Linked DNA regions of Homo sapiens: region 2 is linked to region 1. A link is a loop called in an ENCODE intact Hi-C map of the cell type or tissue named here. Cell type or tissue: PC-9. All regions are shown on one strand.

Region 1 (8,000 bases):
TTAACTTGAAAAGATCACCCACTTTGTAAGTGACAAGGCCTACATTTGAGCTGAGGTACATTTGACCGCAAGCCATGTCTTTTCCATTTACTCTGGGTCTCTCTGCCTTTCATTGATGACCTAATCTGCTTTTCTAGCCAGTGTTGAACAGTTAATTCCTTCTTTAGCCCAATCTAATAGGAATCCTATACCCAGCTGGTTAAAACTTGGGCTTCACTTGGGTATCTTGATTTGTACTCACAGATAATGTATTACCTGCTTAAATGTTACTGGAACTAGACTTCTTTTGTCTTTTAAATAATTAGTTTATTTTTGTAATAAATAACTATATGCACGCAGTATGAAATTCAAAAGATACAAATGACATGTAGTAAAAAGTTAGTCTCCCTCCTGCCTTGACCCCTAGCTAACCAATTCTTCTCCCTGAAGGCTACCAGTTTTTTGTGTATACTTCCAGAATTGTTCTGTGCAGATACTAGGAGAGAGAGAGAGAGAGTGTGTGTACATACATATATAGATATATATGGTGTGTATGTATTCTTTTTAAAAAAAACAAAAATAGGAGCTCACTAAACTCACTGTTCTGAACCTGCTGTTTTCACTCATTATTTCATTTGTATTTACATGTTTCAGATTTTGGGGGAAAAAATTATGAATTTGAAAATATAGTTGTCACCGTGGCAACATTTATTGAATAGATGTTCTTACCAATGGCAGTTCCCTTACAACATTAAATATATAATTTAATAAAGAATATTTTGATTTCCAAGAGCTCTTAACTAACAACATTTTATCCCCTCCTCTACTACTCACCCAGGGAATTTCTTTATGGATGGCTCAGTGTAGAACTGTTCTTCAGCCCTCATTCTGATTTTTGGTCTCTTCCCATCTTGAATGAGGCACTTCCCAAACACTCCTTACACCTAACCTCAATTATTAGGATGTAGTGGTGAAAATAGAAGCCTGGGGCAGCCTGTTCCTGTGTCCCTCTTTACTTCCAATTGAGTTTCTCACACAGATTTTAAGGCCCTCAAATATGGAAACAACAGCTGCAAAGAAAGGGTTTGTTGTAGACCCTGTCCCAGAAGGCTGCCTCCTGCTGGAAGCTTTGGTTCCTTGTCCTGAGGAGGCCTGCTTTAGCAGGGTCAGGGCTCCTTGATTCTCTTGGACCATCCGGAAACCTCCCCATGTGTACATGCTCAACAGTGCTGCCCTCCTGGCTTTGCCCATGACCTTGCATCTGTCTTTGTTCCTCTTCCCCCCGCTTTTTTTGAGACAGGGTCTAGCTCTGTCACCGAGGCTGGAGTGCAGTGGTGCAGTCTTCACCCTTTGCAACCTTCACCTCCCTGGCTCAAAGGATTCTCCCACCTCAGCCTCTTGGGTCGCTGGGACTACAGGCAGGCACCACCACGTCTAGCTAATTTTTGTATTTTTTGTAAAGACAGAGTTTTGCCATGTTGCCCAGGCTGGTTTCGAACTCCTGAGCTCAGGTGATCCACATGTCTCAGCCTCCCAAAGTGCTAGGATTACAGGCATTAGCCACCGAACCTGGCTTTGTCTTTGTTCCTCTTCTGTGGATCAGAGATGGAGAAAAATTGTAGCTCTTCACTTTCTCCCTCAGGTGGTTTACACAGGTTGGGGACATCTCAGTCAGATTGGTCTGACTGAAAATGCTCAGACCCTTTACCTCTGAAATCTCTTTGTTCTTTGTCAAGCATCTCAGTGAAACACATTTACTCCACACAAGACCCCTGGATCCCCCTCTCATATCTGCTTAGCCTACGACCTTTGACACATTTCCTGAAAATGAGACATTTTATGTCATGCATATAGAAGGGTTGGTGAACATTTTACTAAAATTACCCAGTTCATCTTTTAAATCTGAAAAAATAAAATTCATAAAGGGCAAAAATAATACTAGCAAACTCTGTCTAGAAGATGAATATTTCCTAAGAGCATCTCATATTATTTCATCCTGCCTCACCATGAGTCCTTTACATGTTGTAGGTACAAATGGAAATCAATTGCCAGAAATTGTTTTAATAAAAAATACTATGTATTTTGTCAATGATGTTATTTTTCTCTTAATATTATTTCTCATTTAAAGTTTTTACAATGCATGTTGAAAGCAGTATTAATAGTATTGAAAGACTAGTAACAAAATTGAGACACAAAAAGACCATTTCTAATGAGATAAATAAGTTGTAAGAACTTTTTAAGCATCTACTTGAAGGAAGAATACTTTTACATCCTAATTATATATGTTGACATTTGTGATGTTTAGATGGTGATTTTTAGGTCTTTATTTATAGGCTTACCCTCTGAGCAAAAATATCCATTTGTCGATTGTATTCATGTAACTAGCATTTGTATAGTAATTTTACTTTGAAAGCGCTTTCAAATGTAAAATCTTATGTTAATCTTTAGGTCAACAAAGTGTTTCTAGCTAGAATTCTAAACTAGCCCTCAAGATTATAACCAGGCCTGGCTCATGGTTCCTGTCGCAGGAACCTCATCTTTCTGTATTGCTCACCATGCCTTAGCCACACTGACTCCTCCCCTTGCCTCCTGCCTGCAAACTTTCTAGAGGAGCTCAGAGTTTTGGATTGGGCAGGAATCAAGTCAAGCTGCAAGACAATTTTATTCTGTGCTCTATTTCTAGTACTTCACGCCTCGAAAGAGACATTCATTAAAAAAGTGTTGAATTTAACAATGATGGAAACTACACTGAGAGATCAGATGCTTTTCTAATTCACGCATGTGGACCAACACTTAGTATCGCAGGTGCCCTGATTCCTAGCCCAGTGTACTTTCAACAAGACCATTTCAACAATCTGCTTCAAAATATTCCCCTTCTCTGAATCTAGAGCTGCACTGGCAACATTAGAGAAGTTTTTCCTTAAAAAAAAAATTAACAGTTGTCCTTTTCTTTTTGCCCCTTGACAGGATTACAGACTAGTTACATACAGTAAATGGGTTGTGAAGGTGATGTCCATCGATCATTTTTTTCCTTTTTTTTTTGTAGGCAATCTTTGGCAGCCAGACACTACCTAACTCCAATTTATGGACAATGAATAATGGTGCAGGTTGTAGAATTTCCAGTGCCACAGCTAGTGGCCAGAAGCCAACCACTCTGCCACAAAAAGTGGTACCACCTCCAAGTTCTTGCGCCTCCCTGGTTCCCAAACCCCCACCCAACCACGAACAAGTGCTCAGAAGGGCAACATCCCAGAAAGCTTCCAAGTAAGTTTTTTTCTGTTCAATTTCTACTGAGTTTTATCAGTTCTAAGCTAATAGTACTCTTTATTTATTACTCTTCAAGACCGTTCGTACTGAAGTACTGGAAACAAGAACACCTGCTGGGAAATAAAGGCTAACCCTAGTTCTCAGCGTGGGCTACAAATTAGAATCACCCAGGGAACTACTGAAACAAGCAGATGGCAGGGCTTTACCCTGTGGGAGGGACAGGCCCTGCAGAATCAGATCTTTTCAATTTCATATAAAATTCAACATCCTGCTTCCCCTTGGTTTGTTCACTTTTAGGCATTTGAAAGGGGAGATACAGGATTGAGATTTCATCTAAGAGGATAATATAACTTCATTGACATTAGTCACCAAGCTCTGTGTAGCAACAGTGTTTTTAATACCTTTTGTAGTCTACCTGTTTACACCAAAAAGACATTTCCTTTCCTGAGTCAAATTTTTGTTAAGTCAAAATCCTTCACTGTATCTCCAGCCACTTTTTAGCCAGTGAACTAGAAATAGATTGGTGAAGAGCGTTGGTTCTAGCAGCCCTTCTTCAGTTTAAACTTGGGGAACTTTTAGAGATGTCTGGAAGAGGCACGCATTGCCTGCTGTGTTTTTGTGTCGCAGACATTTGTGTATTTCTCTTGCTGTCATTGAGGCTTCTCATTCATTTGTCCTTCGGAAGATCAATATTAGTTGTGAGAAGAATCCTAAAACATAGAAAAAGTCATTACTGTTTTTTCCTCCTTGGATGGTAAATCAAATTCTGGATTTAGATAGAAAACAATCCCTTGTGGCTGTTTTAATTATATTGCTGCCATTATTCATTTATCCAACAAATATTTATTCAGTGCCCACTAAGTACCAAGCGCTGTTCTGGGAAGAGCTGGCATTGTAATGACTGCAGAACTCTCTGGAGTAGTAGGAAAGGGCAGTAGGAAGGCTGCAGTTTGTGGTTGAATGCCAGTAGCAAAATAGGAAATGTGTGCCTTCTCACCCTGGAAATAGTGGAGTCAAATCCTTAGGTCTGCAGCCTCTGTAGCCAGACTGCCTGGATTCACATCCTCAGGCCACACTTTACTAATATGATACCTTCTGCAGGTTACAAGTTACTTAATCTCCTAGCCTCAGCTTCCTCATGTTTCCATTTGTAAAAATAAAACAATAAGAGTATCTACCTCCTAGGTCAGTTGTTAAATGTTAACAGAGTTAATATGTGTGAAGTACATAGAGTAAGGCCCGGCCCAGGTAAGAGCTCAGTAAGCCTTGGTCACCATCATATGCATTCTAAAACCACACTCTCCTTCACAGATTTGGAAAGCCCGTAGTTAACTAGGAAAATTTTTGAGCCAAATGCGAATGTTGAATTTGCCAGTGTGCCCCTTGTGGATTCTCTGATTATTGCCAGTACCCTCAGAAGGCCCTTGGTGGCCTGTGTGGCTAGCTGGTGGAGAGGTGGGCCCAGGCGGCAGGGCTGGACATTTGAAGACGCTGCTTGCTACTGCCCTGAACTCACTGCTGGCAGGAGAACTCTGCAGCCTCCTGAGATGGAATTGCAGCTCTTTGGACAGACTTTGCTTTGCAGCATTTTTGTGGTTTCTTCTTTGTGACAGGCAAGAGTGTGGGAAAACCGGAAACAGCTCAGCATCAAAAATGCACAGAAGGGGGGAAAAAGCGGAGATTTCTTCAGAATTTAAGTAATATAATCCAGGTATCAAAAGGCATGCTGTGAGGCGTTGTTCCAGGAAATAGTTTCCAATTTGCCTCTAAAACTCTAGGACAAGTCTCTGAAGCTAAGTTAATACTAATAAAGACTTGAACATTCTCTCACTTACATGTGAAATGTACAGCGTTTTGGGGACCCCAGTGTTTTCAGATATTCTCCTGACTTTTAGGAAAAAGAATAGCATGGCTTTTCATCTGAACAGTGAAAAGTTCCCCCTATGAAGTATCCTGATAAAGTTAAAAAAAAAAAAACAACTGGGCCAAGTGTGGTGGCTCACGCCTGTAATCCCAGCACTTTGGGAGGCAGAGGTGGGCGGATCACGAGGTCAGGAGATCGAGACCATCCTGGCCAACATGGTGAAACCCTGTCTCTACTAAAAATACAAAAAAAAATTAGCCAGGCATGCTGGCAGGCACCCGAGTGGTACCAGCTACTCGGGAGGCTGAGGCGGGAGAATGGCGTGAACCTGGGAGGCGGAGCTTGCAGTAAGCTGAGATCACACCACTGCACTCCAGCCTGGGTGACAGAACAAGACCCCGTCTCAAAAAAATAATTAATTAATTAAAATAAAAAAACTGGCCAGGTGCGGTGGCTCACGCCTGTAATCCCAGCACTTTGGGAAGCCGAGGCGGGCAGATCAAGAGGTCGGGAGATCGAGACCATCCTAACTAACATGGTGAAACCCCGTCTCTACTAAAAATACAAAAAAAATTAGCCGTGCATGATGGTGGGCGCCTGTAGTCCCAGCTACTTGGGCGGCTGAGGCAGGAGAATAGTGTGAACCCGGGAGGCAGAGCTTGCAGTGAGCCGAGATCGTACCACTGCACTCCAGCCTGGGTGACAGAGCGAGATCAGAGAGTTCTCACGTACCACTTGCCCAGTGTTTTTTCCATTGTTAACATCTGACATTGCCATGGGGCATTTGAGGAATGTACCATACCAGGAAACTGTCATTGGCACATTACTATGAACTAAACCCCATACTTTATTTGGACTGATGAAGTAATTTTTTTAATCTAGAGAAGCTTTTCATGGCTCTCGAAATCAGGATCCTGAGTATCAGTTGATATATTCTCACTGTTCTGTAGTAATTCTTGTTCCTAGCCAGCATAGCAAGTTACTCAACATCTCTGTGACTCAGTTTCCTATTTTAAAATGGGAATAGTAATAGTACCTGCCTCATAGGGTTATTAAGATAAATGAATTGATGAATGTCAAGCACAAATACAGTGCCTGGTATGTAATACATACTAAATCAGTGTTAGGTACTATTATGCATTTCAAGAAATTTTCATGTAAATTTTTTACTTTCTTCCTACAAGATGTGTTGCTTCATTTGCTTGGATCTTACTGTGGCCTTTACTCCGGCTCAGTTCAGATTAATCAGGAACCCTCAGTTATGACTGGTGATACTGAGTCACACTCAGGAATGCCATAGTCGCCTCAAGAGACACAACTAATGAGAAGTTGTAATGAGCTTTTGACCATGCCAAGCCCTGTGTTTTTGGGTTGAACTTCAAACTTCTTCTAGCACAGAAGTTGGCATTAGACAAATATAGAAGCAATTTCCAAGAGCATCAAAGTTTCCACATCCTAGAGGGTTGAGTTTTGAGTTTAGAGAAGAATAGAACGTTAAAGATGGAATGTCACTTGGATTTTGGTGCAAAGGGAGTTGAGAATCAGAACAGTGGGGTCCTGTTTCTTTATGATAATACTCAAGTTGCTTTCCCTCTAAAGGTTTCATTTTACCATCTGTAAAACGAAACCCACTGTCCCTACTGAATAATTAACCAAAATGACTTGTTTTCTGTCTATTCCATTGAAAGCTTTTTTATGAGCACATTTGCTCTTTAATCCTGATGCTTTCAAGCCATTTTCCTCAGCCCCTCTTGTCCCAGCAGTTCTTTGTTGTAGTTCTCAAATTCATATACTTGTATTTCATTTAGCTAAATCTCATTTGTCAGTTCTGTGAAGGGAATGATTTAAAATTTTTTTTTTTACCATTTTCCTGGTGCCAATAATCTTTCTTGATTTTCTTCTCCAATGTTTGCAACACTTCATAATTTAGTACCCGCTTCAGATCCTCCTTTCAAAACTATTTGTGGTATTTCTTCCAAGCAGTCAGCTGAACTGAGGACGACAGCCTACAAACAACTACATGCATCTGAACTGTCTCTTGTAAATGAGCTTTTTTCAGAGCCAGAATCATACTCTCCAGGAAATATGGAGAAAGAAACCTGAGGAGATTGAAGTTTGCCAGGCACAAGGGCAAAACTCAGACTGAATGAATTTGAAAGGGTGGGGCCAAAGATGTTGTAACCTGGGAGACTTCTCTGAAGAAAGAAAACTGTTTAAGAAACACAGACTGAACTGCAGTACTTTTCCTTAAATAGCTGAGATGACCTTCTTTACCCTGGGCTTAGGTGATTCTCATCAGGGTGACCTGAGTGGAAGTTGGTGGTAACGACTGTTCTGTGTCAGCACCCAGGACAGTGGTGTCTGTTAAGGCTGCCAGGGATTAGCAGGGAGGAAAGCCATCAGGACTGGGTAGCCTGGTAGCACCAAATCCCAATTAATGTTACCTGAACATGTGGTGAGGTCAGCCGTATGATGAAAGATGTTTAAGAGATTAATGTCAGAAGAATATGAAAATAAACACCGGCTTAAAAAATGTTATATCTTTTTAACATATGAGTCATTAAAGTGAGAAGATTTAAGGGCAAAGTAATTAGGACTTAATAATTGTCCAAAAGTTCTTGAGGTGAGCATAGAAGATACCATATTGTGTGTTAACCATGTTCTGCCAGCTTTTTATTATGTGCAGTTTCAAGAAACATAGTTGAATCTATAACATATTCATCCTTAATACAGGCTTCTCTACATTATGCATTTCCAAGGTAGGTAATTATAAAATGTTTTTGGTAGAAGATAAAGGGATGGAGGCATAGTTGTGGGGATATGAGTACAACAAGGTACGCAGGTGTTCAGTGGCTGAGCTCAAACTGGAACTTATATGACCCGCTGTGCT
Region 2 (8,000 bases), 51 kb before region 1:
TTCATCTGATAGTTGTTACAGTAATGTTATCCTCAAAAAGTTAACATGTAAAATTACTGAATATCTCCTCAGTGTGAGAGACTGGGCCCTGAAGGAGGTATCAGACAAATCCCTGTCCTCAAGAAGGAAAATTACTGATCATAAAATTTACTAATGCAAGTACTATAAAGCAATATGTGCTTAATTATTGAATAGGAAGATGAAAACCTTTTCTTAAGTGGTGAGAGTTCCGAGGAGAAATTTATCACTCTGGCTGGAGAAGCTGGCGAAAACTTCATGGAAAAGAAAAGGTGTGAGTTGAACCTGGAAGGGTAGATGGGGCTTGGATAGGCCAACAGGCTGATATTCATCACTTAAGAGATAATTGCACATATATTTGGTGCTTGGCACTATGTGAGAATCTGAGAGGATCAAAGAATTGTAATCCATACTCTTAGTAATAGCTCATTATTGACCAGAAGCCTTATGGATAAACAGTAATTAACACATATGGTATATAATGTATGTATTATATACTGTATTCTTACTAAAAAGTAAGCTAGAGAATAAAAAAATTTATTGAGAAAATCATAAGGAAGAGAAATACATTTACTATTCATTAAGCAGAAGTGAATCATCATAAAGGTCTTCATTCTTGCCATCCTCAGGTTGAGTAATACTGTCCTATACATTTACTTTTTTTTTTTTTTTCATGTAACACAGAAAGCGAGTGATTTTAAAAGAGCATATGGGTTCAGATGAGTTCACAATTCAAAAAAGATACTAAAGACTTGGGTGAAAATATAAGGTTCTGCAGAGGAAGAGTTTAAGGTAGGGTGTAAATTCAGTCCCAGGTGTATAGGCTACGGATAGGTTAAGAAATGGAACAAAAAAGAAGATAATGTGCAAGATATTTAAGGTATTTGCAGGGACAGTAAGTGGGAGCCAGTCTGGCTCAGACAGTGTGTCAGAAATAATGTATTAGTCAAAACACTTGGAGTTTCAAGTGATAGAAACTGAAATCAAGCTGGCATATCCGTAAAGGAGATTTTTTAGTTCATATAAAAGCCTAGAAGTTGGTGTGGGGGAATTAGGAAGTATCATTAATCATTCTCCTTTCTTCCAAGTTCACAACTAAATGAGAAATAGTAGAAAAGTTAGAGAAATAGTGAGATATTGGCTGTATTGCTAAGGATAAATTGTTGGGGATATAGCATAATTAGGCTTCTACCTCTCAAGTCTGAGTCTTTCTAATTTGTTTTCTGTATTCTAAATATTTCCTGTATTGACATTTTGGTCACTTGGATAATTAAAACAAATTTTTTCAAGAAGAAGGAAAAGGATCCAACACACCACAATGTGAAAAACAAAAACAAAAACAAAAATTGTGGCCTGATTTCCAAAGTGAGCACCTGCATCTGGGTCCAGTCCACCTTACCACTTGCATTCTTCTTCATAAGTTCAGTGTCAGCCAAGTCAACAGATCAAAAGTAAGCCTATTATTGTACAACATGGTGACTATAATTAATAACAATGTATTATATACTTGAAAATCACTAAGAGAGTAGATTTTAACTCTTCTCAGCACACACAAAAATATGTAAGGTAAAGCATGTGTTAATTAGCTCAATTTAGCCATCCCACAATGTATAACATATTCCAAAACATCATGGTGTATACCATAAATATATACAGTTTTTATTTTTTCATTAAAATAATTAATGAAACATGAAAGATAATATTTTGGAACACAAATATATAAGCCTTGTATATTTTCCCATCACCACATCCTCACTTATGCCATTCTGTAGCACTTATTCTATTTGTTTACTGTTTACTTTCTATCACTCTTTCACTTAAGTGTATGTTGTCTTATTCATTATTGTATCCCAGTGCCTTGGTAAGCAGTAGGAACTTATTGATGTACAAATATTGAGTAAAAGCATGAGTGAATGGATATCCTGTTCTCACACAGGGCTCAGTTTATTGCAGTCTTCCTGCAACCTTCCCTGATGTCCCAAGCAGATCTTATTAGGATTTCTCATCCTTAATGCCTTTCATCTATTGGAATCATGCTCCTGAGAGATATAATTCACCATGATGTCCAGTATGGTAGCCACGAGCCACATGTGTATATTTAAGTTTTAATTAAAATTAAATAAAATGAAAATTTCAGTTTCTCAGTCATAAAAGCCACAAGTCAAAAGCTCAAAACGAGCTTACGTGGCTCATGACTACCATATTGGACAGCTCAGGACTGGATAGTTGACCCAGAAGATGTAATAAAGACTCAAACTTGGTTAGTGAAATAAAAAGTAAAAAGGAATGAGTTTCTAAGAAAGGTACATTGTTGATATCCTCTTAGGATCTTCTGTAGGTCTTGAGCTTCTTTTGTTTAGATCTGGAGATTTACTACAGATGCTGTTCTTGAACTAATTTGTGGTCCTGGAAGGGGAATATTCTAATGCCTTGGGAATCTCACAAGATCAGAGCTTCAGTGTAACTAGTATTTAACCTATCAGAGCTAGGCCAACTGAGAGGAAGGGGTTTTTAAAGCAGATCCCAGCATTATCTTTTTATTTTCTGAGATGTGTCCATGGCTAGATGTTGGGGGAGTCTTGCTTCTCTACCCTCCCTCTACTGCCCACAGCCACCGCCACCCCCACCTGCCTGGCTGGAGGTTCTGACATGGCTTCTAGAGCTGCTGTAACTCTGGGGAACAGAGCCAAACATGCGGAAGTGGTTACGTGTACTAGCTCCCAGGGAAGCCGTGGCTAGCAGGGGGAGTGGGTGGGGTCCTGCCTGATGGCTTTTCAGAGACGCCAAATCTTTGAAGTTTTGTTTTAGCAGCTGCCAGGTATGCTGTTTCAGCACTTTGCAGACTCTCCCTGTGTTCCCATATCACATTTTTTCTTTACTGTGTGTGCATAGTATACACAATGGAGCTTGGCTGTTGGGAGGGCAAATATAAAATTGTGGAGTAAGGAACTAAACACAACCCTTTTGGCTTTTGGCTTTTGCTTTTTACTATGACTCTGATATGAAATAGCCACTTTAATGCCCTGTTTTCAGCTCTGTCCGTTTCTGATCACTTGCCAACGGAGGGGTAGAGTCCTCTTCTGTTTTGGGAACATAGTACAGTTTGAAAAACTGGAGGTCCTACATTTCTGTGATAGATTGGGGTGTCACTCTTGAGGCTAGAACTTCTCCCTTTTTACGAAAGAACAGATGACACACACCCCCACCCCCACAGCAAGTAACCCGGATACTGCTGGTCTCAGAGTAAACTTCTTGCTCACCATTGGCTCCTTGGCATTGAGCACAATGTCAACAATAAATATTTGTTAAATGATTGCACTTGCAGCTGCTATGCTGGAGGAGAAGGGCTGGGGAGGTAGAATACACCTTTAAGGCCCAGCCTCTGTGCTTTCCCTGCCTTCTTAGTAATCCCTTTCTCCTATCCAGTCTACAGTCACCTGAAGCCTTTCCCAATTGCCCCCAAATTTGCTGCTTCCTCTGAACTCCACTCTCGGAGTTTAGTGTATGTTCTTTTGTGTAGTTAACTGTCTTTTCTTTCTTTCCTGAGATGTAAGCTACATTTTATTTCTGGACCAGGAATGGGAAGACCTAGGTGCCAGCCACAGGTCCACCTGACTTGGGGCAAATCATTTGACAAAACCAAAGCCTAATTTTGCTATGTGGAAAGTGATGCCTGGATTGTCATGGGAATTCGATGAGATCCCATATGTGAACGTGCTTTGTAAACTGTAAAGTATTACACATGATTGGGTCTTTTCAGTACTAATAACACTCATCACTATAAAATAGTAATGTTTGTTTCTGCTGCCGATGTACAAAGACTAATCTCTCCCAGAATTGAGGTAAATCACCAGTTTAGTCTCACGTTACTCAGTTAGTTTGGCACAGGTTTAAAGCATTAAACGGTCCATTCCAGGCACTGTCTGTCATCGCTTCTCTTTCAGTCTGCAAGCTCCTCCTTTTGGAGCTGTGGGGTGGTTGTTTTCTTAAGTCTCCCTTCTTCTCCTATCAGGCCCAGGCTGAGCTCTCTCTTTTAACCACCTCTGTTCTTAGGGCAGCAGGCTTGTCCATCCAGTTCCCAGTTTCAGCGGGAATTGCTGTACTGGTGGGCCAGTCTCCTCAGCGTGGCCACCTGCCTCCCGCAGCTCTGCCCATCAGGAACACCAGGTGCCTTCATCATTCTCCTCAGCCAAGCCCCATGCCCTTATCAGCACCTCTCAGCCTCACTTCCTGCGTTCCTCTCCCTGTGCTTATTTTTCTGCCAGGCCATCCCCTAGCCTCCTCCCTCTTTCATATCATTTCATCCTGCATTTTCTTTCGTTCTCTGAGTTCTGACCTTTCATCCAGAAAGGCTGTTTCATATTTCAAGACTCTGCTGTTCGGTACATCTTCACCCTCCTGTCACCCAGTCCCCAGCATCTGAAGGCAGCTCCTTCTCAGAGAAGAATAGGATAAATAAGTGCTGCCACATTTTGGGACTATCATATGGCCTGAGAAGCTCCCAATTTTTTTTATTTTAAAATATCGAAGATCTTCCATGTAAGTGTTATGACCTAATGTTTGAAAGCATGTAGTTAAGAGGCAGACCAATTTGGATTCCTTCTTTTTTTAGCCACTCACTAGCTATTTTGCCTAGGGCAAGTTCTTTGAACTTAATATTCTTATCTCTAAAATAGAGAATAAATGCCTACTTCCTAGGGATGTTCTCAGGAGCAAATGAAAACTAAATGGCATAAGAAAAGCACTTTTACTATATATAATGCCTGCCATAGAGTACGTGCCCAGTAAGTGGGAATCCATGTAAACATTTCTATGTCATCTACCCTTACCCATACCCATACATTAGAAATGTTAAAAATGGAGACCCAGAGAAATGAAGTAGAGTGTGCAAATTCTCATGCTTACCTAGTGATAAAGTAAGGAGTGGAATCCAGGGCTTCTAGTTCTCTGCCTGATAAATTTTCCATTTGATCTCTCTGACTCCTCAAAGGGTTATTTGTTTGAGTTTCCTTTCTTTAGGTGAAGTATGCTATTATCCCAGATAGAGGCATGTTCATTTATTCATTCATTTTTCATTCAACAGACATTACATGACCAAAATGTTACCAGGCTCTGAGTGTACAAAGACCAGTAATGATGAACTCACTGTCTCAATGGTTAGTCCAGTAGGGAAGAAATCATCACTGTGAAGAATAAGTCACAGTACAAAAAACATGCTAGTAAAAGGCATGTGGGGCCTAGAGGAACAAGCTAAATCAGAGGAAAACCAGGATTGATTTTGCAGAGAGTGAATTATTGGTTTTTTACTAGATGAAAATGGCGGAGATTTGTGCAAAGGCAGGGAGGTATGGAAGAGCATACCTGAAGTGCAGTGTTGTGGGAGCATCACATTCAAGTAGGGGAGTATGTGGTTGAGGATAAAGTGGGAAAGTTGAAAAGTTAAAGTGCTTGGTATGCCATGTTAAAGGGATTTTATCCCATTGTCAGCCCTTTTAATCAGTGTGAAATGAAGAAATCAAGGGAGTTTTTAAAAAACATTTCTGCATCTTTATACCTATGTTTTCATGTTTTCACTGTCTTTCCCCTTCCCTTTCCCATTCTTATTTGGCAAACACTTTTTACCATTGTGGATCTAGCCCAGTTCTACCCCTTACTCTGTATATTTTTTACTCCCTGCCATCCCAGGCAGTCTAAATACATACCTATGCCCAAAATTCACAGACCGGACTTCTACCTGGGCAGTTCTTTAGCCTACTACAAGAAGTCACACACCATCATTTAAAAAGAACTTTTTTATTCTGTAGATGGATTAGGTCAGGACTTTTTCCTTTAACAAGAACCACAATTCAGCATGCTTACCATCATTAGAACTTGCGCTTTGGGCTGGGCACAGTGGCTCACACCTGTAATCCCAGCACTTAAGGAAGCTGAGGCAGGAGAATCACTTGAGCCCAGGAGTTTGAGACCAGCCTGGGCAGTATAGTGAGACCCTCATCTCTACAAAAAATTTCAAATATTAGCCGGGCATGGTAGCATGTGCCTGTAGTTCCAGCTACTCAGGAGGCTGAGGTGGGAGGATTGCTTGAGCCCAGGAGGTTGAGGCTGCAGTGAATCATGATTGTGTCACTTAACTCCAACCTGGGCAACAGAGTGAGACCCTGTCTCCAAACAAACAAACAAACAAACAAACAAAACAATTTGAGCTTTGACTTCCTCTAGTAAGGTACCCTAGCACTCAGCTGGCCAAAAACCTGCTATGGCAGCAGTTGTCATTCTTCATGTCTTTGCAACACACTTCCACATACAAGAACTTTGATCAACACAGTTGAAGGGATCAAAAGATGCAAGACAATACTCAACCCAGTAAATTTCACCTGGTGGAATCAATATTAAAGTAGAGCATTGTCTCCCAGTGTCCATTAGGTGTCTATAGTTATACTCCTCATTCAGTCATCCTTCAGGACCATGTGGCTGTTTTGAGTATTGCTATTTATTTATTGCCCTCATTAGACTCTAATATACTCACAGGACAAAGTTTCTTCAGACTGTAGTAAACACACAATCTCTATTTGTCACCAGGTTGATGTTATGCTTCTCTTCTTGTGTATTGCAAATGGACTCTGCTCTATACCATGTGACAGGAGCCAACCAGCTCAACATTTCATCTGACAAAGAGAACCATTATGTTGTATTAAAATATGTAGTTAAACCCACAGAAGGGAGAAAATATTTGCAAACTAACCATCTGATAAGAGATTAATAATCAGAATATGTAAGGAATTCAAACAACTCTGTAGGAAAAAAACTAATAATCCAATTAAAAATAGGCAGAAGACCTGAACAGACATTTGTCAAAAGAAGGCATATAAATGGCAAACAAGTATATGAAAAATACTCAGCATCATTGATCATCAGAGAAATGCAAATCAAAACTTCAGTGAGATACCATCTCACCCCAGTTAAAATGGCTTATATCCAAAAGACAAGTAATGATGCTGGCGAGGATGTGGAGCATAGTGAAGGCTCCTACACTGCTAGTTGGAATGTAATTAGTACTACCACTATGGAGAACAGTTTGGAGATTCCTCAAAAAACTAAAAATAGAGCTACCATACAACCCAGCAGTCCCACTCCTAGGTATCTGCCCAGAAGAAGGGAAAGCAGTATATTGAAGAGATATGTGCACTCCTGTGTTTGTTGCTGCACTGTTCACAATAGCTAAGATTTGGAAGCAACCTAAGTATTCATCATCAGATGAGTAGATGAAGAAAATGTGATACATACACATAGTAGAGTACTGTTCAGTCACAAAAGGAATGAGATCCTGTCATTTGCAACAACATGATGGAACTGGAGGTCATTATGTTAAGTGAGATAAGCCAGGCACAGAAAGACAAATTTTGCATGTTCTCACTTACTTGTGGGAGCCAAAAATCAAAATAATTGAACTTGTGGAGATAAAGAGTAGAATGCTGGTTACCAGAGATTGGGAAGGGTAATGGGGGTTAGGGGTGACAGGGGGAAGTGGGGATGGTTAATGGATACAAAAAAAAAATAGAATGAGTAAGACCTAGTATTTGCTAGCATACCAAGGTGACTGTAGTCAAAAATAATTTAATTATACATTTTTAAGTAACTAAAAGAGTGTAATTGGACTGTATGTAACACAAAGGATAAATGCTTGGGGTGATGGATAGATACTGCATTTACCCTGATGTGATTATTACACATTGCATGCCTTTATCAAAATATCTCATATAACCCATAAGTATATACACCTGCTATGTATGCAAAAAAATGAAAAATAAAAATAAAATATATGTAATCAAATATATTATACATACTGATCAAACTTTACACACCTGTGAAGTTTTCTCAACACAGAAAAGTTGAAGCCTCTTTCCCAAGACTTTAATGAAGAGATGTGTTGTAATCCAGTGATAGACCATCATGAAAATATGCCCTAAATTGTGCTGTGTTAG

The links. Hi-C counts contacts between places; a loop is a spot of excess contacts. Peaks named below come from ENCODE experiments on the same cell type or tissue, not always from the same donor. Only the 100,000 strongest peaks of a DNase experiment are listed, where the experiment ranks them.
Region 2: it touches region 1 in a loop (3-fold over the local background); 5 of 110 quality-filtered maps call a loop at or near these places.

What each region holds. Positions count from the first base shown.
Region 1 is chr14:75,879,660-75,887,659 of GRCh38, forward strand. TTLL5 (tubulin tyrosine ligase like 5) reads left to right here. Exons shown (of 32, transcript NM_015072.5): 30 at 3,026-3,243. Among named protein-coding and RNA genes, the nearest start is that of TGFB3, 98 kb to the right of the region's middle. In PC-9, a CTCF peak has its summit at 4,629; DNase peaks (open chromatin) are centred at 4,812, 5,882, 6,392 and 7,292; H3K27ac peaks cover 3,070 bases.
Region 2 is chr14:75,828,885-75,836,884 of GRCh38, forward strand. The region is part of intron 28 of TTLL5 (tubulin tyrosine ligase like 5); the gene reads left to right. Among named protein-coding and RNA genes, the nearest start is that of TGFB3, 150 kb to the right of the region's middle. In PC-9, no CTCF peak of the experiment used is centred here; DNase peaks (open chromatin) are centred at 2,747 and 3,307; H3K4me3 peaks cover 1,528 bases; H3K27ac peaks cover 2,538 bases.